Regions from separate parts of the Homo sapiens genome. Here region 1 is linked to region 2. Evidence: chromatin loops called from intact Hi-C (ENCODE). Cell type or tissue: GM12878. All regions are shown on one strand. Each heading gives the region's core, and the rest is flanking DNA. Links, peaks and the distances in the headings are about the cores only. Region 1 overlaps MSH4 (mutS homolog 4). Region 2 overlaps LOC105378806 (a long non-coding RNA gene).

Region 1 (16,157 bases), core at 3,840-11,839, 73 kb before region 2:
GCTCACTGCAACCTCCGCCTCCTGGGTTTAAGCGATTCTCCTGTCTCAGTCTCCTGAGTAGCTGGGATTACAAGCGCCCACCACCACACCCGGCTAATTTTTTTTTGTATTTTTCGTAGAGGTGGGGGTTTCGCCATGTTGGCCAGGTTGGTCTCGAACTCCTGACCTCAGGTGATCCACCAACCTCGGGCTCCCAAAGTGCTGGGATTACAGGTGTGAGCAACCGCTCCCAGCTGCTTTACAGTGTTTTAAAAATGCAATGTGTTCAGTAAACTGACCTAGGTGCAGTGTGATATTTTCTTCAATAACAATTTTCTGTGTCCCTCACTCTTTCTTAACCTGTCTTCCATTTTTAATTCCTCTCTCCTTTAAGTTCCTCTACTGTCTCTGTGACTTCACTTGCCTAATTATCTATTTGAATCTCTTAGTCAGAAATTTTAACTGTTCTGTACTCTGAAGAAGCTCTTATTACCTAACTCTTTAGAGTTCATCTTACCACATTTCAATTATGGACCACCTCTCTACTAGCCTTCTAGTAGGCTTTGATTCTCCTAATGAAGTTTGAAAAATATTCGAAACAAGCTATTTTTATCCACTGCAAATTCATATATTCTGATTTTAGTTGAATATTTTACTGGATAATTGTGATTTTTTTCTTTTTTTAATTGATAATAGTTGTACATATTTTGGGGCTACATGTGATATTTTGATACTTGCATGCAATGTGTAATGATCAAATCAGGGTAGTTGGGATAGCCATCACCCCAAACATTTATCTTTACTTCATGTTGAAAACATTGCAATTCTTATCTTCTAGCTATTTTGAACTATACGACACATATTAACTATAGTCACCCTACTGAACTATCGTACACTAGACTATTTCTTCAATCTAACTGTATTTTTGTACGCATTAACCAACCTGTATTCATCTCCTTCCTCCTCCAAACCCTTCCTAACCTCTAGTAACCATCAATGAGCTCTTCACCTCCATGAGATCAACTCTTTTAGCTCAGGCATATGAGTGAGAACATGTGGTATTTGTCTTTCTGTGCCTGGTTTATTTCATTTAGCATAGTGATTCTTTATCCATGTTGCTACAAATGCAAGGATTTCATTTCTTTCTTTTTTGGCTGAATAATATTCCATTGTGTATATTTACCACATTTTCTTTATCCATTCATCTGTTAATGGACACTTAGGTTGATCCATATCTTGGCTATTGTGAATAGTGCTGCAATAAACGTGGGAATATAGACATCTCTTTGATATACTTATTTTCTTTCTTTTGGATAGATGCCCAGCAGTAGGACTGCTGGATCATATGATAGTGCTATTTTTAGTCTTTTGAGAACCCTCCATGCTATTTTTCATAGTGGCAATACTAATTTACATTCCCATCAACAGTGTATGTGCATTCCCCTTTCTCTATCCTCACCAGCATTTGTTAATTGTCTGTCTTTTGGATAAAAGCTATCTTAACTAGGTGAGATGATATCTCATTGTGGTTTTGATATATATTTCCTTAATGACTGGTGATGTTGAACATTTTTTCATATACCTGTTGGCTATATGTTTGTTTTGTTTTTTAATCTTTTATTTCACTTATGTTGTTCCCTCTGCTAAGAATTTAATTCCTCTTCCTCCATCTACCTCATCCATATAATTTTTATTTAACATTTTTACCTAGCTCAGATGTGAACTTCCCCAAGAAACTTCCCTGAATTTTTTTCCAGTGGAGCAATGTACTCATTTCTTGTTCTTAAAGGCCCCTTTTCACAACAACTATGATGTAGTTGCAATAATATATCCACATTGCCTATTTTTTGTTTATTTTTATTTTACTTTATTTTAGATTGAGGGGGTACATGTGCTTGCTTGTTACATAGGTATATTGCATACTGCTGTGAGTTGGGCTCCTAGTGTACCCAATAGCCAGATAGTGAACATTGTAACCAATAGGTAATTTTTAACCCTTGCCACCTCCTACCTTCCCCCTTTTGTCCCCAGTGACAGTTATTTCCATCTTTATGTCCATGTGTACCCATTGTTTAGCTCTCACTTATAAGTGAGAACATGCAGTATTTGGTTTTCTATTTCTGAGTTAGTTCATTTAGGATAATGGCCTCCAACTCCATCTATGTTGTGTAAAGGACATGATTTCATTCTTGTTTATGGCTATTAGTATTCCATGGTTTTCTTTATGCAGTCAACTATTGGTGGGTGTTTAGGTTGGTTCTATGACTTTGCTATTGTGAATAGTGCTGTGATGAACTAGGTACAGGTGTTATATATGTGTATGTATATATATATATATATATATATATATATATATATATATATATATATATATATATATATATAGTTCTTTTAGTTCTTTGAGAAATCTCCGTAAGGTTGAACTAATTTACATTCCCACCACCTGTTGGCTATTTGTATGTCTTCTTTTGAGAAACATCTATTCAGATGTTTTGCCAATGTTTTAATTGGGTTTATTTGGTGGGATTTTTTTGCTATTGAGTTGAGTTACTTAGATGTTTTGGTTATTATTTCTTTGTTATTATTTTGCTTAATTTGGTTGTCAGAAGGAGAGCTTGAAAATATTTCCTCCCCTTCTGTAGGCTGTCTCTTCACTTTGTTAATTTTTTTTTTTGCTATGCAGAAGCTTTTTAACATAATGTAATTATATAAGTGTATTTTTGCTTTTATTGCCTGCACATTTGAGGTTTTACCCAAAAAGTCTTTGCCCACATTAATATCCTAAAGCATTTCCCAATGTTTTCTTCAAGTAGTTTCATAGTTTCAGGTCTTACATTTAAGTCTTTAATTCATTTTGATTAGATTTTTATATATGGTAAGAAATATGAGTCTGGCTTCATTCTTCTATATATAGTTATCTATTTTTCCCAGCACTATTTATTGAAGAGACTGTCTTCTTGGTATCTTGTTGAAAATGAGTTGGCTGTAAATGCTTGGACTTATTTCTGGGTTCTCTGTTCTGTTCAATTTTTTGATGTGTCTGTATTTATGCCAGGACTCTGTTGTTTTGGTTACTATGGCTTTGTAGTATATTTTAAAGTCAGATAGCATGATGTTTCTAGGTTTGTTCTTTTTGTTCAGGGTTGCTTTGACTATTTGAAGTATTTTGTGGTTCCATATAAATTTTAGGATTTTTTTCCACTTCTGTGAAGAATGTCTGTTATTTTGATAGGGATTGTATTGAATCTATAGATTACATTGAATAGTATTGACATTTTAGCAGTATTTATTCTTCCAATCAATGAACACATTTATAGCAATATTTATTCTTCCAGTCCATAAATGGGATTTCTTCTTGTATTTTTTTCAGTTTGTTCACTATTGACGTATACAAATGTCACTGATTTTTATATTTTTGGTGGAGTCTTTAGGGTTTTCTAAGTATAATATGTCATCTGTAAAAAGGATATTTTGACTTCTTCCTTTCCAGTTTGGATGCCTTTTGTTTCTTTCTCTTGCTTAATTGCTCTGGCTAGGACATCCAGTACTATGTTGAATAAAAGTGGTGAAAGTGGGTGTCCCTGTTTTGTTCCAGAAGTTAGAGGAAAGACTTTCCATTTTTACTCCCATAGTATTATTTAGTTGTGGGTTTGTAATGTATGTCCTTTATTGTTTTGAGGTGTGTTCCTTCTACACCCAGTTTGTTGAGACGTTTTGTCATAAAGGAATGTTGAATTTTGTCAAATACTTTTTCGGCATCTATTGAAAAGATCACATGGTTTTTGTCCTTGATTCTGTTAATATGACATATCATATTTATTGATTTGCATATGTTTTATCATTCTGGCATCCCTGGGATGAATTCCGTGTAATCATGGTGAATGATCTTTTCAGTGTGTTGTTGTATTTGGTTTGCTAGTATTTGGTTGGGTTCTTAATTTATGTTTAACAGGAATATTGGCCTGTAGTTTTCTTTATTTGTTGTTTCATAGTCTGGTTTTGATATCAGGGTAATACTAGCCTCATAGAATGAGTTTGGAAGTGTTCCCTCCTCTGTAATTAATTGAAATAATTTGATTAGACTTGCTATTCATTCTTCTTTAAAAATATCTGGTATAATGCAGCAGTGAAGTCATCAGGTACTGGCTTTTCTTCTTTTTCTTTTTCTTTCTTTTTTTTTTGACAGGATCTTGTTCTGTTGCCTGGACTGGAGTGTGGTGGTGCAATCCCAGCCCACTGCTTACTTGACCTCCTAGCTCAAGTAATCCTCTTACCTCAGCCTCCCAAATAGCTGAGACCACAGGTACACACCACCACATCTGGCTAATTTTTATTTATTTACTGTTTTGCAGAGATGGGGGTCTCCCTATACTGTGGGGTTTTCTTTGAAGGGAGATTTTTTATTATTACTTCAATCTCATTATTCATTATAGGTCTATTCTTGTTTTCTATTTCTTCATGCTTCAATCTTGGTAAGTTGTATGTCTCCAGAAATTTCTTTCTTTCTTTTAAGTTTTCCAATTTGTTGGCATATAGTTGTTTACAATAGTCTCTAATGATCCTTTGTATTTCTGTGGTATCAATTGTTATGTCTCCTTTTTCATTTCTGATTTTATTTGGGTCTTCTCTCTTTTTAGTTGGTCTAGTAAAGATTTGTTTGTCTTTTGTATTTATTTTAGTTTCAACTTCATTTATTTCTGCTTTGATCTCTATTATTTCTTTTCTTCTACCAATTTTAGGTTTGGCTTGTTGTTTTTGCTTTCCTAGCTTTGAGAAGTACCACGTTAGGTTGTTGTTGTTTTTTTTTAAATGTTTCTACTTTTTTGTTGTAGGTGTTTATTGCTATAAACGTTTCTCTTAGCAATATGTTGCTGTATGTCATAGATTTTAGTATGTCATGTATTTTTTTCAAGAATTTTTAAATTTTTCTTTTTAATGTCGTTATTGACCCATTGATTGTTCAGGGGCATGTTGTTTATTTTCCATGTATTTATATATATAGTTTCCAAAAGTTCATTCTGTTATTGATTTCTAGTTTTATTCCATTGTGGAATAAAATATACTTCATAGGGTTTCGACATTTTTGAATTTATTGACACTTGTTTTGTGGCCTAATGTATTGTTTATCCTGGAGACTGTTTCATGTGATGATGAGAAGAATTTGTATTCTGCAGCAGTTGGATGAAATGTTCTGCAAATGTCAGTGAGGTCCAGGCAGTCTAGAGTGTAGTTTAACTTCAGTGTTTAATTGTTGATTTTCTGTTTGGATGATCTGGCCATTACTGAGAATGGAATGTTGAAGACCCCTACTAGTATTGTATTGCAGTCTATATTTCTCTTTATATCTATGAATTTTTGCTTTACATATTTGGATGGTCCACTGTTGGGTGAATATATATTTATAATTGTTATGTCCTCTTGCTGAATTGACCCCTTTATTATTATAGAATAACATTCTTTGTCTCTTTTTACAGTCTTTGACTTGAAGTCTATCTTATCTGATATAAACATAGCTACTCCTGCTCTTTTTTGGTTTTTATTTATCTGGAATATCTTCTTCCATCCCTTTACTTTTAGTCTAGTATGACTTTGTAGGTGAAGTGAGTTTCTAGTTAGCATCATACAGTTAGATCTTATTTTATTTCTTTTATTTTTTTTGAGGCAGAGTTTTGCTCTGTCACCCAGGCTGGAGTACAGTGGCTTGATCTCAGTTCACTGCAACCTCCACCTCCCAGGTTCAAGCGATTCTTCTGCCTCAGCCTCCCAAGTAGCTGGGATTACAGGCACCCGCCTGTACACCCAGCTAATTTTTGTATTTCTAATAGAGACAGGGTTTCACCATGTTGTCCATGCTGGTCTTGAACTCCTGTTTTTTTAAGTCTTGTTTTTTTAATCCATTTAGACACTCTTATGTCTTTTAATTGGAGAATTTAGGACATTTACATTCAATACTATTACTGATAAAGACTTACTGCTACCATTTTGTTACTTGTTATCTGGTTGTTTTGTAAGTGCTCTCTTTCTTCCTTTTTGATTAAGTAATTTTTTCTGGTAGTATGTTTTAATTCATTGCTTTATATTTTTAATATATATAATATATATACAATATTATATATATTATATATAATATATACATATTATATATTATATATATATAATATATAATATGTATATATTATATATAATATATATAATATATAATATATTATATATTATATAAATTTAAATATATATATTTTAATTTATGATTTTCATGAGGCTTATAAAATATTTTATAGCTATAACACTTTATTTTAAACAGATAACTACTTAGTTTTGACCATAGAGAGAAGAAAGTAACAAACAATGGAAAAACTGAAACACTCCGTACTTTAACTTCATTCCCCTGACATTTTGATTTTTTCTTGTCTCAATTTACACCTTCTTATATTGTCTATTTCTTTAAAGGTGTCTGTAGTTACTATTTTCATAAACGTGTCTTTTTTTTTTTCTTTTTTTTTTGAGATTGAGTCTCACTCTCTTGCCCAGGCTGCAGTGCAGTGGCGCGATCTTGGCTCACTGCAAGCTCTGCCTCCTGGGTTCGCACCATTCTCCTGCCTCAGCCTCCTGAGTAGCTGGGACTACAGGCGCCCACCACCACGCCCAGCTAATAAATGTGTCTTATAGTCTTTATGTTAGAGATATGAGTAGATTACACATCACATTTATAGTATTAGAGTATTCTGAATTTATGTACTTACATTTAAACTTCAAGTTTGTTTGTTTGTTTGTCTTTTGCATGTTAGCATTCTTTCCTTTCAGATTTAAGAGCTCCCTTTAACATTTCTTATAATATGGGTCTAGTAATGATGCATTTCCTCAGCTTTTGTTTGTCTAGAAAAGACTTTTTCTCTCCTTCATGTTTGAAGGAAAGTTTTGCTAGGTATAGTATTCTCAGTTTGCAGTTTTTTTCCCTTCAGCACTTTGAATCTGTTATTCCACTCCCTCCTGATCTATATGGTTTTTGTTGAGAAGTCTGTTGCCAGATGAATTGGAGCTGCTTTATATGTTATTTGCTTCTTTTCTCTTGCTGCTTTTAGGATTCTCTTTGTCCTTGACCTTTGAGAGTTTGATTATTATATCATTTGGCTTGTCTTATTTGGGATGAATATATTTGGTGTTCTGTGACCTCTTGTACCTAGATATTAACATATTTCTCTAGGTTTAGTAGGTTTTCCATTTTATTCCTTTAAATAGGCATTCTACTCTTTGCTCTTTCTCAATTCTCTCTTGAACACCAGTGAATCTTAGATTTGCTCTTCCACGGTGTATCTCTCTCTCTCTCTCTCTCTCTCTATACATATATATATATATATATATATATATATATGTATAAAATCTTTCAGGCTGTCTTTATTCCTTTCATTCTGTTTTTTTTTCCCTCTGACTATATCTTGGCTTACTGCAACCTCCGCTTCTTGGATTCAAGTATTTCTTGTGCCTCAGCTACCCAAGTAGCTGGAATTACAGGCATGTGCCACCGTGCCTGTCTAATTTTTTTAGTGAGACGGGGTTTCACCATGTTGGCCAGGCTGGTCTCTAACTCCTAGGCTGAAGTGATCTGCCTGCCTCAGTCTCCCAGAGTGCTGGTATTATAGGCATGAGCCACTGTGCCTGGCTAATCTCACTGATTCTTTCTTCTGCTTGATCTATTTCTTTTTTGGAGAGCCTCTGTAGTTTTTTTAAGTTCAACAAATGTATTTCTCAGTTCCAGGGTTTCAAATCTGTTTGCCATTTGATTTTTAAAAACTTTCATCTGTTTTTTTTTTTTTTTGAGACAGAGTCTGGCTCTGTCACCCAGGCTGGAGTGCAGTGGTGTGATCTCAGCTCACTGCAACCTCTGCCTCCTGGGTTCAAGAAATTCTGCTGCCTCAGCCTCCTGTGTAGCTGGGATTACAGGTGTGCACCACCATGCCTGGCTAATTTTTGTATTTTTAGTAGAAATGGAGTTTCACTGTGTTGGCCATGCTGGTCTCAAACTCCTGACCTCAAATGATCTGCCCACCTTGGCCTTCCAAAGTATTGGGATTACAGGCGTGAGCCAATGTGCCCGGCCAAACTTTAATCTCTTTATTAAATTTCTCTGATAAATTTATCAGTTGCTTTTTCTGTGCTGTTTTAGAGTTCATGAATTTTCTTAAAACTGCTATTTTGAATTCTTGATCTTAGAGCTCACGTATCACCATCTCACCACGATGTTGATCACCAGCTCCTTGCTTTGTTCATTTGGGGAGATCATAGTTTCCTGTTTGCTCTTGTTCCTTGTGGATATATATCTATGTTTTTGCAATGAAGGATCAGTTTATCTTCAGTGTCTCGCTTGTTGGACTTTCTAGGTTGTATGTTTGCTTAGAAGTTCTTTGCAATTGTCTGTGATTCCCCTTAATCCTAGATTGCTGCCTCATTTTCAGCACTAGATGGCACCTTAAGCCCAGAATTTCCTCAGCTCTGGCAAATGTTTGCAGTACTACACATCTCAGATGGTAGGGTTCTTAGAGGGGATACCTCAGCTGTGTGGAAAGGCTGGCTAGGGGTTTATACCCAGATGACCTGTGGCATCTGCTTCCTCTAGCATGGTGCTGCTGTACATCCACACTGATTTGGTGTCTCCTTCGACTGAAATGAGGAGTAGTTTTACAGGCTGGAGTTTCTAATTCCACTCCCCTTTTTGTCTCTAGCTGCCCTCAGGCGGTTTTCTCCCTCCAGGCACTAGTGGTGCTTCCTGTGGGTTTAGGCAGGAATGATTTTTCTGCAAGGGAACCCAGGATGGTGGGGAAGCTGGCTATCCACCTCAATCTCACTTTTTCCAGAGTAGAACAAATGAGATTGGGAGGAATTTTCTGTGCATGATGCCTGGCAGATTGGGGCACGGACATTGCAGATAGAGAACTTTCTTTCTTTTTATAGTCTGCTCAGAGTTTTTCACTTCTCTGTCTCCCAACTATCATTTCAGCCTCAGATTTGGCTTCTAAAATGTTGCTGGTGTTAATCTGTGCTCCAGATATTTGCTTTTGGTTCTCTGTGGGGAGAGCAAAGGCAGACTGCTTCTACTCTGCCATTTTGTTGATATCCAGAATTGTATTTTTTTTTTTTTAGTATATACTTTAAGTTCTGGGATACACGTGCAGAACGTGCAGGTTTGTTACATAGGTTTACATGTGCCATGGTGGTTTGCTGCACCCATCAACCCGTCATCTAGGTTTTAAGTCCCGCATGCATTAGATATTTGTCCTAATGCTATCCCTCCCTTTGCCTCCCACCCCCTCCCCCCGCTGACAGGCCATGGTATGTGATGAGAATTGTATTTTTTTCTTTTTATTTATTATTTAGCTTCTTTTACGATAACTCTTTTGAAACAGTTTCACTCTTCCTGTACTCTCAATCACTTCACTTTCTACAGATAATCTGCCTCCTACTTTTTAACAAATTTGAGGTCATCTTGATGAGTTCTTGAACCTCCCCTCCTTCAAAATTTTGTTTTGAATATTTCTGTTTTTCTTCCATCTCTCTTCCATCTTATCTCAGAGGAAGAGACTGACTTTCAGACAGAAGGTTAACTATTCTACCTTTTAAAAAAATCTCCACTAAGTTATTATTACTTCTCAGTTCCCTTTATTCTCTTTTGCATCTTTAATATTTTCGTCACAGGCTTTTCCTTTTTCTAAGAGTATGCTTAGATTTCTCCCCTAAAATTCTGCCTGTTTACTCTACTTTTCAAACTATTATTTCATTTTCTTTTTACTGCAAACTTATCAAAAGTAACCCATGCTTGCTTCTTTCATTTCTCATGTTTAAACTGAGTCTTATTGTCATCACTCTCCCCAAAGTTTTCTCTTAAATACCAACTAATTATAAAATCCTTTGTCCTTCTTTTCACTTCTGATCTTCCATGATCTCTCTATGGCACTTGACACTACCCTTGTTTTCTCTTTTCTTAATTCTGCCCTCTCTTGGCTATGTGGAATTATTCTCTCCTGGATATTTTCATTCTCCTACCTGTTTGATTATTTCTTCTGTCCCTTCTTCACTAGTACTTTTTCTTTTCTTTTTTTTTCTTTTTTTTGAAACAAGGTCTCACTGTGTTGCCCAGCCTGGTTTTTAACAAATTCCTGGGCTCAAGCATTCCACCCGCCTCTTCCTCCCAAAGTGCTGGGATTACAGGCATGAACCACCGCACCCAGCCATCATCATTACTTTTTCTTATTCCACTTACTAAATATAAAAGTTTCTAAGATTTTTGCCCTTGTTTCTTTTCTTTCTAAAATCTGCACTTGGTGATCTCATCTTTTCTCACAGCGTCCATCATCATTTCTGTTCAACTCTGAATCTATATATTTTTCTCCATATTTCTCCTACATATCTTAATCTATGTTTAAAAGCCAAAGTTAAATTTATCATCTTCTAAAAAAAACTCTTATCTCTTCACCTTTAAGTCTCCCAGTGACTCACCAAAGTCATATATGGATCATTCCTCTTAATCACCTGTCATTAGGACTATGCAGTAAGTTCTCTCTCTCTCTCAATCTATTTATATACACTTCTACCAGATTGTCTCCTAATGCATAGTTTTTATTATGTAGTTTGCCTACTCAGAAACTTTTAATGATTTATTACAAAGTAAAGTTGAACTCCTTTGTCTAGTGTAAAAAGTCCTCTGTAATTCTCAAAATATATTTTAGAATTACCTGCATTAGAATTGCCTGAGATACAGGGTACCATACTAGATTGTCAAGGATCTTCTGTGGCTCAGGGATTTGCCTTCTTAACCAGTTTTTACGTGATTGTAAAGCTTATTGGCTTCTGCTTCATGATTTTCCTTTGTTTTCTACACCTCCCTTACATAATATCACTCGGTTTCACGTAATCTACATTTCTGCAATTTCAATCTTGTAAATTAAATTACTTGTCATTACTACATTGAATTACTTGCCATTTCATCATATTGACCTGATTGTGTACCATGCTTTCAAATGTACCTGCTCTAACTGTTTCCTCTGTGGAATACCCCCTCTTCTAGGCTGTTTTATCTATCAGGATTAATTTCAATACTCCATCCTATTCAAGCTTTTCTTGGCCTGAGCTGGAAGTGAGTTTCCCTTCCTCTGAGTATTTTATGGCTGTTTTATGGGACTTTTCTTAATTATTATAATCAGTTGCTTACAACAAGCCTTTTGTTTTTTTAACCATTAAGACTGTAAGCTCCTTGAGTTCTGTTATCATGTGAGGTTTACATTTTTGTATCCCCCATAGATATATAAACGTAAGCTTAGAGGCCTGGAACATAGATGATAGTAGATATTCAATAACTTTCTTAAAATAATAGACTAATTGGTAATTGATCTGTGTACCAAATAGATAGATGGGTGAATATATGGTAATCTTATTCTACCTCATAAAATCTTACTCATTTTTCCTATAGTGAAAAGTAAAAAAAAATCTGGAGTTGCTTGCTATTATGAGTTGAAGGGATTATATTTCAGGGAAACTCACTAAGACTTTCCATAAAAAGTTAAGATTAAAAATGCTGATTTCTCTATCTAGTTCAGGCAAAGAGGTGAAATAAGAATTTTCTAGGTATATTTGCAGTCCTGAAGTTCTATTCAAGACCAAGCATCTAAAGGACTTCTACATTCCTGTTTTACATATTATTTCTTGGGTATCCCGAAGTTTAGTTTATTAAAAATTAAGGCATGATTTTAAATAGCTATTCATATTATTTATTTTTAAAATGTAATTTACCCCTCAGGCAGTATTTTCTCTTAGGCTCCAGCAGTTTCTATATATGTACTCTCTTTAGGGGCAAGCAATTTTCTGATGACCCATTCTGTGTACCAGTTTATCTGTTGGGGAATTAAAGTAGGAGATAGCAGAGTAGTACTCTTTGGCATCATTTAAAAGTATATTACCACATAGCAATGAACAATGCTGTTTTCCCATACCTTTTTAATGGGAAAGTGTTTGTAGAGTCTATCTCTGGTGGATTTTCTATTACTTTTCGGTATTATGTTGAGAAATCTGACCTATTTAGCATAATTTTTTTCATTGAAAAGTGATTTCAAGAACATAAGATCTGTGATAAAGTAACAAATACTCAGAATAAATTATGTTCTTTCAAATACAATATTTCTTTTATTTCTTCTTGTATATTCTTTCCTTGTTGGAGGAAACTGATTTGTTCAAAGGAATTAGTTAACCCTTGAGTTCCATATGTCTATGGAAGGAGATAGAATATTGCCAACATGTGGTTTAAATAAAAATTATGGTATTTGTGTATATATATATATATTTTTTTTTTTTCAATGACAGCAAAACCAAAGGAGTACCCCTGAGATGGAAAGACAGAGAGCTGTGTACCATCTAGCCACTAGGCTTGTTCAAACTGCTCGAAACTCTCAATTGGATCCAGACAGTTTACGAATATATTTAAGTAACCTCAAGAAGAAGTACAAAGAAGATTTTCCCAGGACTGAACAAGTTCCAGAAAAGACTGAAGAATAATCACAATTCTAATGTAATAATATATCTTAATTCAAGGAACCTAGAATTTATTTTTCTCCTTAGAGATAAGGAAAATAACATTTGCCAAATTTCATATTTTAATTGAAAATTACATTATATTAACATCACAATTGTCATCTATATATTCTATATGAAAAATATTTATTATAACTTAACAAATGAGAACTACTTAAAGGAATGGTTTTTATGTTAGGAGAAAATACAATACACCACTTTTTTCTCACAAAAATTCACATTATTAAGACCTAAGTTCATTTATACTTACAAGTTATAGTTTAAAATATTATTGTAAATACCCTAGTTTAATAAACACCTTTCTTTTTAGGTCTGGAAACTTTTTTGAGCTTTTCTTTTACATTCTATTCTGAAGTAATAATGCCCTATAACTCAACAATTTATTAATCAGTACCCCCACTTCCAACACTGGAGGGTTCTGAAGTTCATCAGAGTAATTTTGGAATCACGCTGCTAAGTGAGTAATCTCAGCATAAAGGCCTAACATAGACAAGTTATTCTTTTCTTGGGCAACTAAGTGTCTGGAATTCAAGCTATACATTTGAAACATTTATTTAGTAAGCTACAGTATTCATAATAATTTGACCCACCAATATTATTCACAGACCACTTAGGGCCATATTTTATTCTATAACATTTAATATTAATGTTTGTTGACTTTATTAAACACTCAGCATTCTAAGTAAATATTAGTAGCCAAGTATATTGAAAAAGTTATAATTTAAATGGCACACATATTATTTTGGAAAAGTAAATATAAATTATTTTTTGTTTTACATTCAATTCAATATATATTAAATGTCTTGTTAGATTACTTATATTCCTTATTGTCATGTTTTAGAAAAAATATCACAATATTTATATTTGACTATTAGCTATGTTTTAATTCACAGCCTCTGAAATGAATTACATTTTGTGTGGTCATTTCTTTTTCTTTATATTTTTTCTTTTTGAGACAGAGTCTCGCTCTTGTTCCCCAGACTGGAGTGCAATGGCGTGATATCGACTCCCTGCAACCTCTACTTCCCAGCTTCAAGCGATTCTACTGCCTTAGCCTCCTGAGTCGCTGGGACTACAAGCGCCCACCACCACGCCTGGCTAATTTTTGTATTTTTGGTAGAGACGGGGTTTCATAATGTTGGCCAGGCTAGTCTCGAACTCCTGACCTCAGGTGATCCGCCTGCCTCGGCCTCCCAAAGTGCTGGGATTACAGATGTGAGCCACTGTGCCTGGCCTTATGTGGTCATTTCTAAAGGCAGTTAGGTAATTTAGGCTTGTGGCAAATTTCAAGAAGACACTGAGGAGGAAAAGGGCATGGCAGATTGTTTGGGGTGGCAGGAAAAAAAGAGAGGAAAGCAATAAAAGGTAGAAAGGGAGTAGGCAGTGGGGAAAAAAACAGGCAAGCAGAGACGAGTGCAACATATCAAATATGCTGAATATCATTTCATCAAATACATTAACTTCTTTTTAGATGTAACCTCAATGTTAGATTCCACCCGACTTTTAAGAAATTTTTCATCAATTAAAGCTTTTGATGCAAAAACTGCAGCCAAATGATTAATGTCTTTTATTTTAGAATTGAGATACTGATATAAAAACAGGTTTATATCTTCTTAAAATTAAATTACTTTTTCTTATACCATTTTGTGTGTAGCAGAAACATACAAAAAACCAAATCAAATAAAGATATAATTATTATGTCATGGTACTACAGAATGAAGGTGAATACTAGGGAGATAATCCATTTCTTAATTTTAAGATCTATTTGCTCTACTCTTTTGTTCCTCTTTGCCTTTGCCTTTTTCTAATATTATAGATCATTATCTCATAATCCAGTCTTTCAAGGTAAATGCTCATAATGTGTTAGCAAACTCCTTTAATTTCCACCACAAAGCCATTATTTTAGCCTGTTCCACCTTTCTCCTCATAGAATAAAATCCTACATAAGATAGTCTTTTTCAAGTTTAGGGGTAAAATATGGGGGGGTGGGGATGGAGAAGAAACACAGCTTATTCTCATGCCTAGGAAGTAATGCATTTATTTTTACATTTACATTCAATAAAATTAATTTTTTTGGTGTACAGTCCTGTGAATTTTAGTACATTTATGGATTCACATAACCACCAGCAAAATCAGGATAGAGAACCCTCCCATCATTCCAAAAGACTTCCTTAGTGCTGTTCCTTTGTAGTCAAATCTTTCCCTGACCCTTAACTTTAACCCAGCAATCACAGGCCTGTTTTCTTTCCCTATAGTTTTATTTTTTCCCAGAATGTCCAACAAATGGAATCCATATAGCATGTAACCTTTTGAGACTGGCTTCTTTTGCATAATGCTTTTGAAATGTATACATGTTGCTGTGCCTTTTTATTGCTGACAAGTATTTCATTGTTTATATGTGCCAGAGTTTGTTGTCCTTTCATTCACTGAGGGACATTTGGGTTTTTAGTTCTTAGCGATTATGAATAAAGCTACCATAAACCTTCCTATACAAGGTTTTTTGGGAGCATAAGTTTTCATTTATCTAGATTAAATAGGAGTAAAATAGCTGTGTCATACGTTAAGTGTATGTTTTATTTCATAAGAAGCTGCCAGACTTTTCCAGAGTGACTATATCACTTTTCATTCTCATCAGCTATGTGTGAGTTCCAGTTGCTCCTCATGTTCACTAGTACTTAGTATTGTCAGCTTTCTTTTCTTTTTTCAGTTGAGCCATTTTAATAGGTGTGCAGTGAGTAATGCTTTTTAAACAAATTTTAAAGCTATTCTGATAATTTTTTTAACCAGAAGTGATGTTTTATTTCTTTTTTCTATTTTTAACTGCTTTTAGCCTCTCTGATAGCACATTTTAAAATCTGTTCCTTCAAGCAAAAGTTTTAGAGTAAGTATTACTTTTAGAAAGCTATAAAACAAATCTAATTCAGTAAATATTTTCTATGGACCAGGCAACATATTAGGTGTTAGAGGTACAAGAGATAGGGCATTTGACTTGAGAACCTTGGGTGTAATAAAGAGAAAAAAGCACATATATTAGGATTGGAGCATCATGTGATAAGTGCCATAATAGAGGAATGTTTAAGGCAATGGAACCAACCGTATGTAACCTTTGTCGGTCAAAGGGAATTTAGAGGATAAAATATATTGGGTTTTAAGGAAGGAAAAGGCATTTTAGATAGATCAGCATATGTGTAAGTAAAGATATGTGAAACAGTGAGCAGCTTAGTTTAACTAGAGGATACAGTGCATATGAGAGAGTGAAGCTAGGTGCTTTCTATCAGTTTCTCCTATAAACCACTGTAGAGTTTTAAGGCATGTTTGCCCTTGGGGGATTGGCAAGGGATGGTGGTAGTAGTAATGGTGGTATAACATAATTAGATTTGCATCTTAATAAGATCATCTGGGTGTTAGCATGAATGATTTTGAAATGGGCAGTTGAAACCAGAGTCAAGGAGACCAAATAGTTTAAGAGACTATTTTAGTAGAGTTGATGAGGGTTAAAGGTAGAAATGATGGGAACAGGACAGATGCGTGTGGGAGGAGAGAAGAGTTGAGTGGGCAGAGTGGCTGATGAGGGAGAGAAGACATTGATTTGAAAGATATCATGT
Region 2 (16,157 bases), core at 2,993-10,992:
TCTGCAATAAAGTGTATTATGTCATTTTGTTGGCCAAAAACAGATGAAAACTAACTGAAATGGGTATGGGTAGCGTCATGTAATCCTCCCATGTGCTCAGGAGAGAAGAACTCAAATACATTGGTGAGCCTTGGTATTGTTTACCACACTTAGTTTCTGTTTATGCACTTACTTGCTTAAAGAGCAGAGTTCCAGCAGACAGACTAGGGCTCAGGGCTGGCTTGGCTATTTACTTTCCCTGAGAACTTAAATAAATTACTAACCTGTTAAATAAACCTCAGTTTCCTTATCTATAAAATAGAGATTATTAAGAGTACCTTCCTCCATGGGTGGCTCCAAGGATAAATGCACGTCAAGTATATAGCAAAGTGTGTGGCAAAGTAAATTCTCTCAAATGTTAGCTGTGGTGTTTACTACCCTCCTGATCACAACATTCTGTGCTGGAAAATTCTGGAAACTACATTCTTCTCACAGAATAGGTGTTCTCTGCTGTGGGGTCTATAATCTACCCCCTGCTCCCACTGGATTATTGTTGAGTGTGATGGAATAATGAAGAGGGATTTTCGTTGTTGTTGTTGTTGTTTGTTTGTTTGTTTTTCTAAGACAGAGTCTCACTTTGTAGCCCAGACTGAAGTGCAGTGGTGTGATCTGGACTCATTGCAACCTCCACCTCCTTGGTTCAAGCAATCCTCCTGCCTCAGCCTCCTGAGAAGCTGGGATTACAGGTGCCCACCCCTACACCTGGCTAATTTTTGTATTTTTAGTAGAGATGTGGTTTCACCATGTTGTTCAGGCTGGTCTCAAGCTCCTAACCTCAACTGATCTGCCAGCCTCAACCTCCCAAACTGCTGGGATTACAGGCATGATGAAGAGGCATTTTATGAGTCTTTTGTTTGGCAGGGCTTCTTTCTGCAAGCCCCCATTTTTGTAGCACCATGACACTTGCTGCACAGCATCGTTAATCATCTTCTGGCACAGTAGTTAGGGAAATTTTATTTATTCACTTCATGCCCAGCATGGGGAGGGCCAACGACTCCCTTTAAGACCATGCATTTCATTGCTTGAGTCATTGAACACAATAGGACAATATACAAAGATTTCTGAGAAAACTGAATTTCAGCAAATTCAGGATAAATTATAGGAAATCAATGAATGATAACACCGTGAGGTTAAAAAGTACTCTCTTAAAAACATGTCCTTTGAGCCTTCTGGGTACTACTAATGACATCTTTTTTTTTAATATCTTGAAGCAAGATTTCATAATAAAGAATGTTGTCTAATTCCTCTGCACCAATGGAAAAACACCTTCCTGACTCCCACAAAGCATTTGGGAAACCCATGATGTATAGGGCATTATAATTATCACTTGGAATATGAAAATGTGGGAGATTGCTTCTTGTCCTCAAGGAATTTCCAATCCAGTGGGAAGAATATAGATGGGTGAGCTGAAAATTCCATACAATGTGTTAAATACTCCAACCAAAGATTAAACAACATGAAATGGATTCTCAAACAAAAAAACAGCTTAGGTCTACCTAACTTAGGTTTACCTGCAGTGTTAAGATTTAGTTTAGTTGCCATGGCATGTGGGCTGAATTGATCATCAAAATGCAGTTGGTAATTTTGTACTGCGACGTATCTATACAGCTAAATCATGTTCAATTTATTATCTTGGGATAATAAACCAAACAGAGTTTTGGATCCTATGAGATCTTCCTTGGCCTTATTACATTTTATAACAGCAGGATAGCCTGTTACATTCATTTTGTTTGTTTATTTTTCTCCTGGCCTTGTTTGTAAAGAACTGTATATAAAATAAAATACTCCATTGATTTATACATTGGCATCTGGCCATCCATAATCAAAGACTATTCATAACCTCACCTTTCTAGTGTCACTTCCTCAGGAAACTCAGAGATAGATTGATGAATATTATCTATCAATTTGCCTTTCTTTTCATTGGAAATATAGAAATATATATTATTTTGGCATGCTGAATTTGACCTTTTCCACACCAGTGTTTTATCTGCCTGGGACAAAGGGCGTAAAAGTCAGTAAAAAGCAGGTCAGAGGAGAAGACTACCGATGAGAAAGAAAGCTTGATTCAGAAGGGCAGTAGTGGCATTCACAGTGTTTTTGAAGTACTTAAGATATTGTACTTTCTCAAGAGAAACTGTCTTCAACAAGTAAAGAAGAATGTCAGGAAATTGTATGGCTCTTGGAAATAGCTCTCCATCAAAGAGTGATGAGAGAGCTTTCTGAAAGCATGAAGCTTATGGAGTGGGGAGCCTAGGTAATACCTAGACTGTCATCTCACAGACTTTCTGAGAGTTTGGTCATTATCTCAAAATTGATAAAAGATCGTTAAATAAGGAATTAAACACAAATGTGGGCTACAGTCCAGCTGTCAAAAAGTAAGACAAATCTGACACCAGTGTCTAGTTAGACAAATGCGTAAACTAGCCCGGCTAGCCTAGGCAGAGCAGCCACATAGGGCTGTGGGGGTTGTCAGGTGCACAGCAGCACCGCACTGAAGGGAATGTTATCCACATCACAGACCTGTGCATTTATTATTTTGGGGCAGATGGCAGTAAAGTGTCTCACTCTAATAAATCCATATGCTAGAACAATGTCCTCACAGGTGTCTCATGGAGGAGACTCCTTTTCTAATTTGCACCGAGCAGTGTGTGGAGTAGCAGCACCCTGGCTCCTGCTCAAAAATAATGAGTTCAGACATTCCTCAGCATTTTTTAGTGTTTGAGTCCATTCTGGCAGGATCGTGTCACCAAAACTCATTCGTTCATTTGGCAAACAACTAATTGAACATCTGCCGCATGCCAGCTACTGTTGCGGGCACTTGGACACAAGGGAGAAGAAAACAGACAAAACTTCCTGTCCTTAGAAATCTTTCCCTCCAAAGTGAACTTTGAACTGAGGAGTAGGAGTAACAGAGGACATGGAAAGAGTGGTGCAGAGGACCACGATCAGGCTTTTAGGACAAAAGATCCTGCGTTTATTCCCAGCTCCAGAATGGTATGGCCTTGGGCAATTTGACTCTTAGACTATTTCTCTACAGAAAGGTTAATAATACTTTCCTCATTGGGCTTGTTGGAAAAGTTAAAGATAAGATTCCCGAAAAACTCTTTTCATGTGGAGCTTATGATGCAGAAAGTATACAATTGATGGTAATAATAGTTATTGTTGTAATTATTATCTAAGTGAGGATACTATCATGGACAATCCAATTCTGAAACTACTCCTGGACAGCAACATCTGCTAACTGAGGCTGCCCCGAAATGGAGGGAGGGTGTTAGAACTGGAAGTTTTATTTTATTCTGTGTAAAACTTGGTCTCTAAACCTCACTGAAGAAATCTAGGATAGCAAAAACAGGACAGACCTCATGACCTATGTGAGAAAAAAAGACTTAAAGAAATTTAAGACCCTAATAATCTCTATGGGAAATGGGTGTTGAAATGAGATTCATCTGAGATGGCAAAGCCATGCTTAGTTATGTTTCTATGTGTTTCCAGAGGGCATGAGTTTGATAGGAAAGAGAGATTCAATCAGGAGGCTGTCGCAGGTCAGCTCCAGGAGGCCAACTCTGAGACAGGGATTTGCATGCAGGAGGATTGTTGAATGTGCTACTAGGTTCAACAACTGTAGGAAGCAAGGAAAGCAGGATTGGGCAGAAGGGGAAATTAAACTGCGATGTATTGAAAGAGGCCTCACCTGAACTTATAGGAGCTCTGAAGCTGGTGGCTCTTCAGACTTAGCTAGAATTGGAAAGAGGGGGCCAGACTTTTATTCTCATTTGCCATCATTGAACTGTTAGTGCATGTAGTGTGTCCTTGAGGAGAGTGACCTTGAATGAAGTGACTCTTCGGAGGAAGGCAAATCCCACTGAGGGACTCAGCTGAGAGCTGCCAGCTGCCAACACACCCAGCAGCAGGGAAACAAATGCTGCAATCCTGGAGGGAAAGAGCTGAGCAGAGCATCTACACAGAGGTGAAGTCCACCTCCTGGGCAAACCCATCCATAAAGAATCCTGCAGACAGATGAGTTGGCGGCACTTCCTAATCTTATCCTCTTTGCGGCATATCAAAAATAATAATATGTGTACGGTGCATTGGGGTAAAAAATTAGGCTGCTTGTGGTCAGAAGGGACAGGCTCAGGGACTTCAGCTGCCTGCCACATGGCAACCAGACAGCCCTGAGGACTGAGGGGATCAAGGTTTCAGCAAACTCATTTAAATAACTTGAGCCTATGCACACTGCTTGGGAGGTGGTGAATTAAGGTCTTAAGGACAGGTTTTAGTGGGTGCAAAGATTATAGGAATCTTTTGGGAAAGGCATGTGGTCACTAGTGTATAAGAAGTAGACATAATTCCTCCTGTCACATTTGTGTAAGGTTCACTCTTTGAGTACTTTAATTGTTACAAAATCAAAGGCTAGGCTCCAACTAATGATGTCTTCACTTTGAATCTCCTCACCCCCAACAAAGGGTTTGAGACCCATGAAACCTCCCTGGGTCCAGAGACATGGATTTAGTTTCTCTGGGGCTGCCAATTACTTCAGAACCCAGAATTCAGTTCATTATTATGTAGCCTAATTGAGGTGCCCCTAAAATACATTATTGATTCTTTTCTCTTTTTTTTTTCCATCTGTGCTGCTCATTACAAAATGATGAAAGGTGGAGAGCTCTGCTATGTGCTATGGCTCATGGTCTCTGTCTGACTGCTGTTGTCCATCACATATATGCAAGCCAATGCCCTGTTGACAATTCTGTTATTAAGCAACATGTCACACATTACAGCCTAGGATTGAAAATGTGTTTTGTTTGGCCCTTGTATTAGGCCAATATTATGTTCTATAAAGAAATACCTGAGGCTGGGTAATTTATAAAGAAAATAGGCTTAACTGGCTTGTAGTTCTTCAGGCTGTATAAGCACAGCACCAACATCTGCTTGGCTTCTAGTGAGGGCCTCAGGAAGCTTACAATCATGGCAGATAGTGAAGTGGGATCAAGCATGTCACATGGCAAGACTGGAAGCAAGAGAGAGGAGAGGTTCTACATACTTTTAAACAATCAGATCTTGCATGAACTCACTCATCACCACGGGGATGACACTAGCCATTTATGAAGGATCCACCCCCCTGATCCAAACGTCTCCTACCAGGCCCCACCTCCAACACTGGAGATTACATTTCAACATGAGATTTGGAGGAAACAAATATCCTAAGCATATCAGCCCTCATAGTGTTAGTTCATAACAGTATATATTTTTTAAATGTTAGTTTCCAGCTTAAAAAGAAATTGAGAGATTTATGAAACACTCAAAGGATCTGGAAAGGCTAGGCTCTGATTTGTTCCCATGTGACAAAAATTGATCCAAGCCAACTTATGGCTATACCTTTTTTTTTTTTTTTGAGAGGGAGTCTTGCTCTGTCACCCAAGCTGGAATGCAGCGGCACGACCTCAGCTCACCACAACCTCCACCTCCCGGGTTCAAGCAATTCTCCTGCCTCAGCCTCCCAAGTAGCTGGGATTACAGGTGCGTGCCATCACACCTGGCTAATTTTTGTATTTTTAATAGAAACGAGGTTTCACCATGTTGGCCAGGCTGGTCTCGAACTCCTGACCTAAGGTGATCCACCTGCCTTGGCCTCCCAAAGTGCTGGGATTACAGGTATGAGCCACCATGCCCTGCCAGGTATACCTTCTTGAGATGGGATTTGGACTCTCTGGTTTGTCTCAGTCTCCACCATGTCCTAATCTCTCCCTACCCAATTGCTTCAGTCATTTATGTTATTTGCTGAACCCTATAAGAGTTTGATGTTTGATTTGTACAAGTTTTTGGGGGGGTGCCTCGTGAGACTTCTAATAGGCATGAAGGAAAATGGTCAACATTAGTCTTGGGGACAAAATAGGTATTGTAATCGATTAGTATGACTTTGAGTCATCAGGTTTGAAGTGCGGCCAAGGTCGTGGGAGCCTATAGGTGGTATCCACCAGGAAAGAAGACAGCCAAGCAGCAGCTGCTGATGAGGGATGGCTGTGGAAATAGTGAGGTAGGGGAACCTTCCAATGAAACTCAGCAGCAAAGACCCATAGTCAGAAATAGGTTAATAACAGGCGGCTACTGAAAAATACGGGTCAGAGAGTTCAGAGGATGAGTCAAAAAACGGGTTCCAGGAACCTAGAATAAGAGGAGGGAGTGAAACTGGAAAGATACCCGCTTGCCTATGGGGGCCAACCAAGGGTTCCCCGACTTTGGTCTTTCCTCCTTTGTGTATCAGACTCTGCCTGTGATTTCTAAGGGTACATGGGCTCAGCCTCTTGCACCCTGAGGGACTCATACAGCTGATAAACAGAAAATCACTTTATTGAAAACAAATATATTTGTTTCAGGTAGTATTCTGTTCCATTCCAGTCCAAAATACTAATATACTGACTGTTAATGACCAAAGTAATGTATTATTATTATTTTATTTATTTATTTATTTATTTATTTATTTATTTATTTATTTATTTCTGAGACGGAGTCTTGCTCTTTCACCCAGGCCGGAGTGCAGTGGCGCTATCTCGGCTCACTGCAAGCTCCGCCTCCCGGGTTCACGCCATTCTCCTGCCTCAGCCTCCCGAGTAGCTGGGACTACAGGCGCCCGCCACGACACCCGGCTAATTTTTTGTATTTTTAGTAGAGACGGGGTTTCACTGTGTTAGCCAGGATGGTCTCCATCTCCTGACCTCGTGATCCGCCCTCCTCGGCCTCCCAAAGTGCTGGGATTACAGGCGTGAGCCACCGCGCCTGGCATATTATTTATGTAAACAGTATAGGCACAAGAACAATTAAAATTTAAAATTAGGTAATACATGTTATTGGGTAACCACTGTAGACCAGCTCCAGGTAAGATAATGGATCAAACCAGCCCTCTCCCAATAGATATTACATAGTATTATTGGACTCCCCAGGAAACTTGCTGCTCTTTTTCTCCTTCTGTACAGCTCCATACCTTTCACAAGCGGGAGGAGTTTTAAGTCATGTATTAGGTACATGACTCACATGTCTTGTCTTTTGCATGAGATTTTTGAATACTCCTTGTATAACCATGGTTACACTGATCAAGCTCAGTCCCCTTCTCTGTCTCTTCTTCCCTTCCCTCTTGATCTCTCTCACTTGCCCGTCCTGCTATCTCCTTCTGCCAGCATCCACCTTATCTGCCCCTCTTACTTTTCTTGCATTTCTCTTCTTGTTGTTTTCCTGTTTCTCTGATTGACTGATAACTAGTTTCTGTTTGCTTGCTGGACTTTAGAGTTCATTCACATCCTGTGTGTGTCTCTCTCTGTTTTTGTTTCTTTGACGAGAAAAGCAGACCCTTAAGTCTCCAAGGAATTGGAGCTATAGAGGTTAGAACTCTCACTTCGGCCTGAGGACAGCTTACCCTTTCGTTCACCTTTTGTAGGGGATAGGGATCTCCCTCTTTCCTACGGTTTTGGTGGCCTTTGGCTGGAAGTTTGGAGAATTAGGCTACAGCTATCAAATTAGTTATGTTTTGAGCTGTTTTGGCTCATCATTCTTATGTGTGCACCAGCCCCAATGCCCTGTCAACAGGTGAAGCCATGGAGTCAGTAAGAGACCAGGGTGTAGGTGTCTGAGAATTATTCCAACCAGCTGGGCCAATGAGACACATAGTTTGTATAAGAATAAACAAAAGAGACAAAAATAGCTTGAGAAAGACTAGGCAGAACTGTGAAGTTACTATAGCAAGAATCTATATAGAAAGAGAAAGGAATTTTACTTTGAAGATATTTTGTGGCCATCTGAGCAGAAGCTGCTCACGTATTCCTTCCATTTGTGAACTAGAAGTGACCTTAATGACAGTTGATAGGAACAGCTCCTTATTCACAGGAATTAAATAAAGGGAAGCTGTAAGTGTTCCAAGTGCAAGCGTGTGGCTCAAATAAGCCCAGGTCTTAGCTGCCTGTGTGTTGAATGAGGTTGTATTAATATTAATTCCCAAATCTCAGTGGTTCCACACCATGCTGGATGCTTCCTTCTGCTCCTCTTCCCCTTGGACCTCAGACTCCAGGTTCTTCAGCCTTTGGACTCTGGGACTTGCACCAATGGCTTGCTGGGGGCTCTTGGGCCTTTGGCCATGGACTGAAGGCTGCACTATCAACTTCCCTAGTTTTAAGTCTTTCTGACTTTCACTGAGCCACTACTGGCTTCTCTTCCCCAGCTTGCAGACAGCCTATCGTGGGACTTGACCTTGTGATTGTGTGAGCCAATTCTCCCTAATAAACTCCCTTCCATATATACATATATTTTATTAGTTTTGCCCCTCTGGAGAACCCTGACTAATACAATGAGAATCTCCCTGCCTGGGCAGAACATTGGGCAGGCTTTTTGTATGAGTGGAGCCACTGCTTACTTCCATGGTCAAGCAGGCCTGGTCACTACACTTCTCCAAAATGGGCAGAGGTGAGTATCATTGTGCCTGGGCAGGGTAACTGGGGAGGTCTCTGAGGCTGGGTATGGAGACTAGCTGTCTAGTCACTCAAGCTAGATTAACTTCTTGTTATGCTTCTGAAGGTCACCAGTTCAGCTTTGCAGATAGGCTATGAAGTTGATGGATATCTCTGATTGGGCACCCCAGCTGGTAGGAACACAGGTATTACCAAGATCTGCATGCTAGTCACTATGACCTCTACTTCCTTTCTTTGTTCCTACTTAACCCTGGGTGGTCTAGCCATTATTGCTACCTACAGTGTATCCCATAAGGTGAGACCAGAATGAATTTCCTGGAATACATCTCAGAATGCTAGGAAAGCTGGATGACTGCCTCTAGTCCTCTTTTCTCCCTGTATAAACTGTGGGCCCAAGCCATCTTCTCAGTCTGGTGTTGTGCAGGAGGAGGGAAAGGGGTGTCATGCTCAATTTGAGGCCATTCTTTTTAAACTTTGATTTCAGTTTTCATGCAGTTATGTGAAACATGGAATCTCAGGCTTGTATTCAAGTATTGGGGTTTTCAAAAAAGTATTCTGATCTGTCGGTAGTTGCTAGTTAAACATTGGGTGGGGAAGCAATGGAGCCTAAGACCTATTCTGTTTCTTGCTGGTGTCACTAAGGAGACTTTAAATGACTTGCACTGACTATACCCTCTTCTCAGGATGTACATGAGAAAAGAATGTAATTATTTTCAAAGAATGACAAGAAAATTATATTTCTTATTTCCAATCTTTATTATTTCTTTTCCTACCATCAGCTTAGAAGTCCTTCCTTCATAAGAACAAAACAAACCAAAAAAAGAGCTTAACTTCAATCATGACATTTTTTGCAGCTGCAGCTCCTGTTCCACTTCCTTTCTTGTACTGCTGAACATCCAGATAGAGGCATTGACATGCATGGTTTCCAACTGATCACTTCCTACTCCCTTAAGGACCTCCTGTCAGGCAGGTATGGTGGTAATGAATTCCCTTAGCATTTCTTTTCCTTAAAAGGATTTTATTTCTCCTTCACTTATGAAGTTTAATTTGGCTGGATATGAAATTCTTGGTTGGAATTTATTTTCTTTAAAGATGCTGAATATAGGCCAGGCGTGGTGGCTCATGCCTGTAATCCCAGCACTTTAGGAGGCCGAGGCAGGCAGATCACGAGGTCAGGAGATGGAGACCATCCTAGCTAACACGGTGAAACCCCATCTCTACTAAAAATACAAAAAATTAGCTGGGCATGGTGGCAGGCACCTGTAGTCCCAGCTACTCAGGAGGCTGAGGCAGGAGAATGGCATGAACACAGGAGGCAGAGCTTGCGGTGAGCCGAGATTGCGCAACTGCACTCCAGCCTGGGAGACAGAGTGAGACTCCGTCAAAAAAAAAAAGATGCTGAATATAGGCTTCCAATCTCTTCTGGCTTGTGGAGTTTACTCTGAATAGTCAGCTGTCAGTCTGATGGAGCAGGTGACCTGCTCCTTCTCTTTAGCTGCCCTTAACATTTTTTTCTTTCATTTCCACCTTGGAGAATCTGATGACTTTGTATCTTGTGGATGGCCGTCTTGTTTAGTATGTCACAGGGATTCTCTGAGTTTCTTGGATTTGAATGTCAATCTCTCTAGTGAGGTTGCGGAAATTTTCATGGATAATACTTTCAAATATGCTTTCCAAGTTGCTTGTTCGCTCTTCCTCTCTTTCAAGTGTACCAATTTGTAGATTTGTTCTCTTTAAATAATCCCATATTTCTCAGAGGTTTTGTTCATTCATTATTCCTTTTTCTTTATTTTTGTCTGACTGAGTTGATGTGAAAACTGATCTTTGAGCTCTCAGATTCTTTCTTCAGCTTGGTTTATTCTGCCATTAATACTTCTGATTGTATTATGAAAATCTTATAGTGAGTTTTTCAGCTCTATCAGATCAGTTTGGTACTTTCTTTAAAATGGCTCTTTCATCTTTTAGCTCTTGTAATGTTTTACTGGATTCCTTAGATTTCTTGGATTGGTTTTCACCTTTCTCCTGAATCTCATGATCTTCATTGCCATTCTGTATGGAATTCTATGTCTGTCATTTCAGCCATTTCAACCTGGTTAAGAACCATTCCTGGGGAGCTAGCATGGTTATTTGGAAGTAAGAAGACACTGTGGCTTTTAGAGTCACCAGAGCTCTTTATATTCTCTGATGCTCTTAAGGGTTTGACTGTGGTGTAAGTTGGATTCAGTTGATTGGCTTTATTTCTGGACAATTTCAGGGGGCCAAGACTCAGCTCAGGACTCCAGTGCTGCATGCGCTAACTTTGGGAAGTTGGGACCAGGCCCATGGCTTTGTTCTCTGGCCACTTGAGGTTAAGCACCTGCTCTGCTTGAGGGGCTGAGGTATTCCTGGTCCACTGCCAACAACAGTCCAATGGGCAGGGGTGGGGGGTGCTGGCAAAAGCACTTGATTGGGATGGCAAGGTCTGCTCATGTGCATGCACTGCTAAGGCAACTGGGGGAGGTTACAGATAGGTGCATGCCGGGGTTGCGGGGGGCACTGTCTGCAGGAGCTCTCTGATGGTTTGTGGAGTCTACCAGTGAAGAAGCTATGGTAGTGGCTGCTGTGAAGTGTCCTGGTTGGGCATTGACACTGTGTTGCAAGCAGGTATGGCCAGGCAGGGACCCAGGGAAATGCTGGCAGACAGGGGGATGCTCAGATCAGACTGATCCTATCCCAAGGGCAAGATAACTCTTTTCTGTCCAAGTCCAATAGTCAAAGAAGGCCAGAGCTATCTAGAGGAGTGTGGAAACCTTGGGGATAAGTGTCCCTGGCTGTGTTCCACTGTAGCTATTCCCATGCAAAACCCTCTGGACTTCACACGAGTTGCAGTTATGTCCCTGATAAATCTCCAAGCAGCGCTTCTTGACATCTCAAATGTCCATGGGTGTTGTGGAGTCTCCTGAAGCTAAGATTCTGGAGGTCCATGGCAAGACTGGGCCACTCCATACCTATTTAACTCACCTTTTCCTCTGGAGCCACTTGGGGCTAGAAGCAAGTATTGGTGCTAGGCCAAGCTTCCTTTCTCTCTTTCTTTCTTTTCTTTTTTTTTTTTTTTGAGAAAGAAAACAGTTTTATTTTTAAAATAAATATTAAACCAGAGTGGGATGTATATCACAAGCAATCCACTAAGAGCTTGCAAAGACAGAAAGGAATCTCCTTTTATAAAGCTAAATAGGTACAACCCATTACATTCATATTTTCAAAATAAAATTGCTAACATTCTAGTATCTTTTTGAGTGGAAGTAGATTTTGCAATTTGAAATCAGGTGAGGGCTGACAAATTTCCACATTCCCCCAAGGGACAATACTGTGCCCTCTGAGGTCCATACCTAGATGTGAAATTGGTGGGTTGAAGCATGAGCTCACTTTCAACTTTGTTAGAAATAGCAGCGACTCTCCAAGTGACCCTGCTAACTTACAGAACCACTCACAGTGCATTCACGGTCCAGTTGCTCAATATCTATTATGTGAGCGAGTGTTATTAGTCATTGGGTGTTCTTTTCTAGTATTGTCTGTTAGTATTGTTTGCTTAGTTTCCATTTGAGTTGTTTATCTTTTTCTTTATCAATTTGTTCGAGACTTTTAATGTTATGATATTATGGGAACAACAGTTTTGTAGATATATGTGAGCAAAACATTTGTCTAATTTATCTTTTCATTTTTATGATATGTAATGAACTGAAAGTGCAAATTTTAATACCTTGAGTTTATTAATATTTTTCCTCATGGTTTTTGATTTTCGTGTTTTGTGTGAGAATCACAAAAACCTGTGGTCAATATATTCTAATTTTTAAAAGCTTGGGTTTTTACATTTAGGTTTTTAATCACCTGGGATTTATTTTGTTTGTAGTGTGCAGTAGGAGTATACTTTTATTTTTTCCACATTGAAAAAATTGATTATTTTAGTATGTTTTTTTTCATTTCACCAAGTTGTGATGGAATTAGCATGATTTTTTGAATACTTTATCCTTTACCCAATAACCTTTGATGCTGCATATGTCTTATATTAGGATTCTAGATATGCATGAGTCAGTTTCTGGGATCCCCATTGTTCCATTGGTCTTTTGTCTGTCTCTGGCAAATCTCACACTGTCTTAATACTGTCTTACTACAGATAGAAAATAATACTTATGTTAAATAGGACAAATAGGAAAATAATACTGATGTTAAGTAGGACAAATCCCTCAATCCTTATGATATGTAATGAACTGAAAGTGCAAATTGTAATACTTTGGGTTTATTAATAGTTTTCCTTCTTTAAAATTTTTATATTTGTTATTGGTCTTTTGTTCTCCCATATACATTTAAAAATCATATAGATAGATAGACAGATATATAGATAGATAGATATAGATATAGATATAATTTTTGAGATAGAGTCTTGCTCTGTCACCCAGGCTGGAGTGCAGTGGCGCGATCTCTGCTCACTGCAAACTCCGCCTCCTGGGTTCACGCCATTCTCCTGCCTCAGCCTCCCGAGTAGCTGGGACTACAGGCACCTGCCACCATGCCCGGCTGATTTTTTGTATTTTTAGTAGAGACGGGGTTTCACCGTGTTAGCCAGGATGGTCTTGATCTCCTGATCTCCCACCTCAGCCTCCCAAAGTGCTGGGATTACAGGCTTGAGCCTCCGCGCCTGGCCAAAAATCATAGTATTAAATCCATGAAAACTTTTGGAATCTCAGTTGAAATTACATTGGATTAATGAATGAATTTTAGAAAAATTGACATTTTTATGATATTGAGTCTTTTTATTCACAAACATTGTGTATCTTACCATTTGTTTGAGATATCTATAGTATCTTTTAATATTTACAAATTTTTCTCCATAATGGTCTTCTGCATCTTTGGTTTGAATTTATTTCTGGGTATCTTTTATATATATATATTTGTTACTATTATAACTGGTATCTTTTAAAAATACATTTTTCTGTTGATGTTTAGAAATTCAGTTAAGTTTTATATATTCATCTTCCATTCACCAAATTTTCAGGGGAAATTATTATAAATTATTAATGATTTATCAACTGTAAATAATTTATTAATTTTAAGTAATTTCTCTGTAGACCACATCATCTGATAATAAAGTATCTGATTTTAAAATTTTACTGTCCTTTTATTTCTCTTTGTCTTGCTGTATTGGTTTGAACATCCATTGCAATGTTGAATAGAAATATGATAGAGGGTGTTTTTTTTCTAGTTTCTGATTTTAAAAGAAAGACTTCTAATGTATAATGTATATCAGTGAGTATAAAGTTTGCCATAGATTTTGGTATACATTCTTTATTGTTTTAAGAAATCTTTCTTCTATTCCTAGTTTGCTAAGTTTTTTAAAATGTAACTAATGAATGTTGAATTCTATCAAATGTTTTCTTCTGCATCCATTGAGATGGTCATTTTTAAGAATCATTTTAATTGGTAAAATCATATGAATAGACTTTTTCTATCGTTAAGCCATTCTTGAACTCAGGGAATAAATCTTAATTGATTACAATAGCCTATTTATTTATCTTTTTATACACACGGGTGCATTATTAAATAAGATTTACTTATACAGTAGGTCCCCAAATAATGTTGTTTCATTCACTGTCATTTCTTTATAGCATTGATGAGAAGACAAAAAAGCTCTCTGGCTGGAGCCACTCTCTATGTGGAATTTGCATGTTCTCCCCATGCCTGCACTGATATTCTCCCACATCCCAAAGCTGTGCACAGATTTTGTAGGTGCCCTAAATGAATTGGTGTGTCTGAATGGTTCCAGTCTGAGTGAATGTGGAGGTGTGTGTGAGGGCACCTTGTGATGGAAGATTGTCTTGTCCAGGACTGGTTCCCAGAAGAAGATTCAGCCACCCATGACCCTGAACTGGAATAAGCAGGTTGGAAAATAAATGAATACACAAATATAATTTATTGTCAAATAAAAATTCATAAATGAGACCAAAATCATACAGATAAATGACAATAAGCAATGTGGTATAAAAACACTCAGCAAGCCTGCCCTATTTGCCACAGTTAGTTTTTAAATTGCATGGTAATAGGAGGTGCTCCTTACAATTTTTGCTTTGCAAACATTTATCCTGGACTTAACCCTTCACCATGACAGCTGCTAATACTCACTGATTCGCCAAATTTGGGTAAATAATGATCTTACTTGTTTTTATTACTCTTTCTTAATTGTACATGTAGCTCTCTTTTATTTCATTGTTTAATATTAGAAGTGTTTTGGGTCTTTATTTAGAAGTCTGGTAAGTTTTTGTTACCAGAAATATGCCATGGGAACTTAACTCTTGTTTATACCAATTAGCCTAAGATAATAATGAATGAAATAAGATAATAATGAAAACAATTATTGAAACAATTTATAATCGTTTTCATTATAAAACAAAAAACCAGTCCTGGACAAGACAACCTTCCATCACAAGGTGCCCTCACACACACCTCCACATTCACTCAGACTGGAACCATGATTTAAAGTCGCAGTTTCAAAGAACCTATTGACAACATTTAGTGAGGATTTGCTGTGTTATATTTAGGGTTGTCTCGATCTATCTCTCTTTCTTTTTCTTTTTTCCATATTCCAAATTGAGATTGGCAGTGAAGGCATTTTGTCTTCCACTCTCAGAGCTCTCACCAGATGAATCTCAGATCATTATCTCCAGCCCGACATTTCTCCTGAGCTCCGGTCCACACATTTTTACCTGAGTACTTCATTTTCACATGCTCAAAAAATTGTCTTCCACAAATGGCTGCTCTTTTCTTTGACTTTTTTAAACCTAAAAATTGGTTTTGAGCTCTCTTCTTTGCTATATTTCATATCTAATTAATTTCCATGGTCTGTTAGTTCTGCTATGTGACACATCTTTACTTTCTCTCTCTTCATTTCCATCCTTACTATCATAATCCAAGTCCTCATTACTATTTCCCTAGATTATTACAAGAACTATCTAACTAGTCTTTCTTGCTGCAGATTTGATTCTTAACCCCATTCTCCCATTCTAATCTACAGATTCTGCCAGGTAATCTCTAAAAAGAGTCTCTTTCATTATGTCAGTCTTAAGAGCATGCTGTGGCTCTTAGTTGTTTATGTGATACTTAAGTGCTTCCTGGTTGACATGTCTCTCCAATCATAGTTTCCATCAGTTTCCTTCAGAACCTATCTTCCAGCCACACAAGTGACTGTTCCCCAATATGTCTTAGCATTTTCAACATGTAAACTTCTCCTACATTGCCCTTACAATGTCTCTGACTCAAAATCTTAAGCTATCATAGCTCATAGCTAGTGTTTACTGAGCACGTATAATATTCTGGGTAGTGAGCCAACTGCCTAACGTACATCCTTTTCAGTGATCACCATGCTCCTGTGATGGTAAAGATTGCTGCATTGACTGAGTGCTTACATGGTCCAGGCACTGTTCTAAGTATTATTTCACTAAATTCTCACAACAACTCCATAGACAGGTGCTGTTATTATCCTTAGTTTCAAAGGAGGAAATGAGATATAGAGAGGTGAAGTAACTTTCACAGGACTATACAACCAGGAAGTTGCGGATCCAGGATTTGAATGCAAGTAGTCAGATTCTAGAACCTCCATGCTTTACCATTATGTAGGAGGAAATTGATGCTTGGAGA

Evidence for each region. Hi-C counts contacts between places; a loop is a spot of excess contacts. Peaks named below come from ENCODE experiments on the same cell type or tissue, not always from the same donor. Only the 100,000 strongest peaks of a DNase experiment are listed, where the experiment ranks them.
Region 1: it touches region 2 in a loop (4-fold over the local background); 8 of 110 quality-filtered maps call a loop at or near these places.

What each region holds. Positions count from the first base shown.
Region 1 is chr1:75,900,372-75,916,528 of GRCh38, forward strand. It overlaps MSH4 (mutS homolog 4), which reads left to right. Exons shown (of 20, transcript NM_002440.4): 20 at 12,325-12,871. The coding sequence ends at 12,516. Among named protein-coding and RNA genes, the nearest start is that of ASB17, 24 kb to the right of the region's middle. In GM12878, for the core only: a CTCF peak has its summit at 8,425 (motif pointing right); a DNase peak (open chromatin) is centred at 8,560.
Region 2 is chr1:75,974,102-75,990,258 of GRCh38, forward strand. The region is part of intron 2 of LOC105378806 (a long non-coding RNA gene); the gene reads right to left. Among named protein-coding and RNA genes, the nearest start is that of ASB17, 50 kb to the left of the region's middle. RefSeq lists an enhancer at 7,603-7,662. In GM12878, for the core only: no CTCF peak of the experiment used is centred there; a DNase peak (open chromatin) is centred at 7,279; H3K4me3 peaks cover 467 bases; H3K27ac peaks cover 857 bases.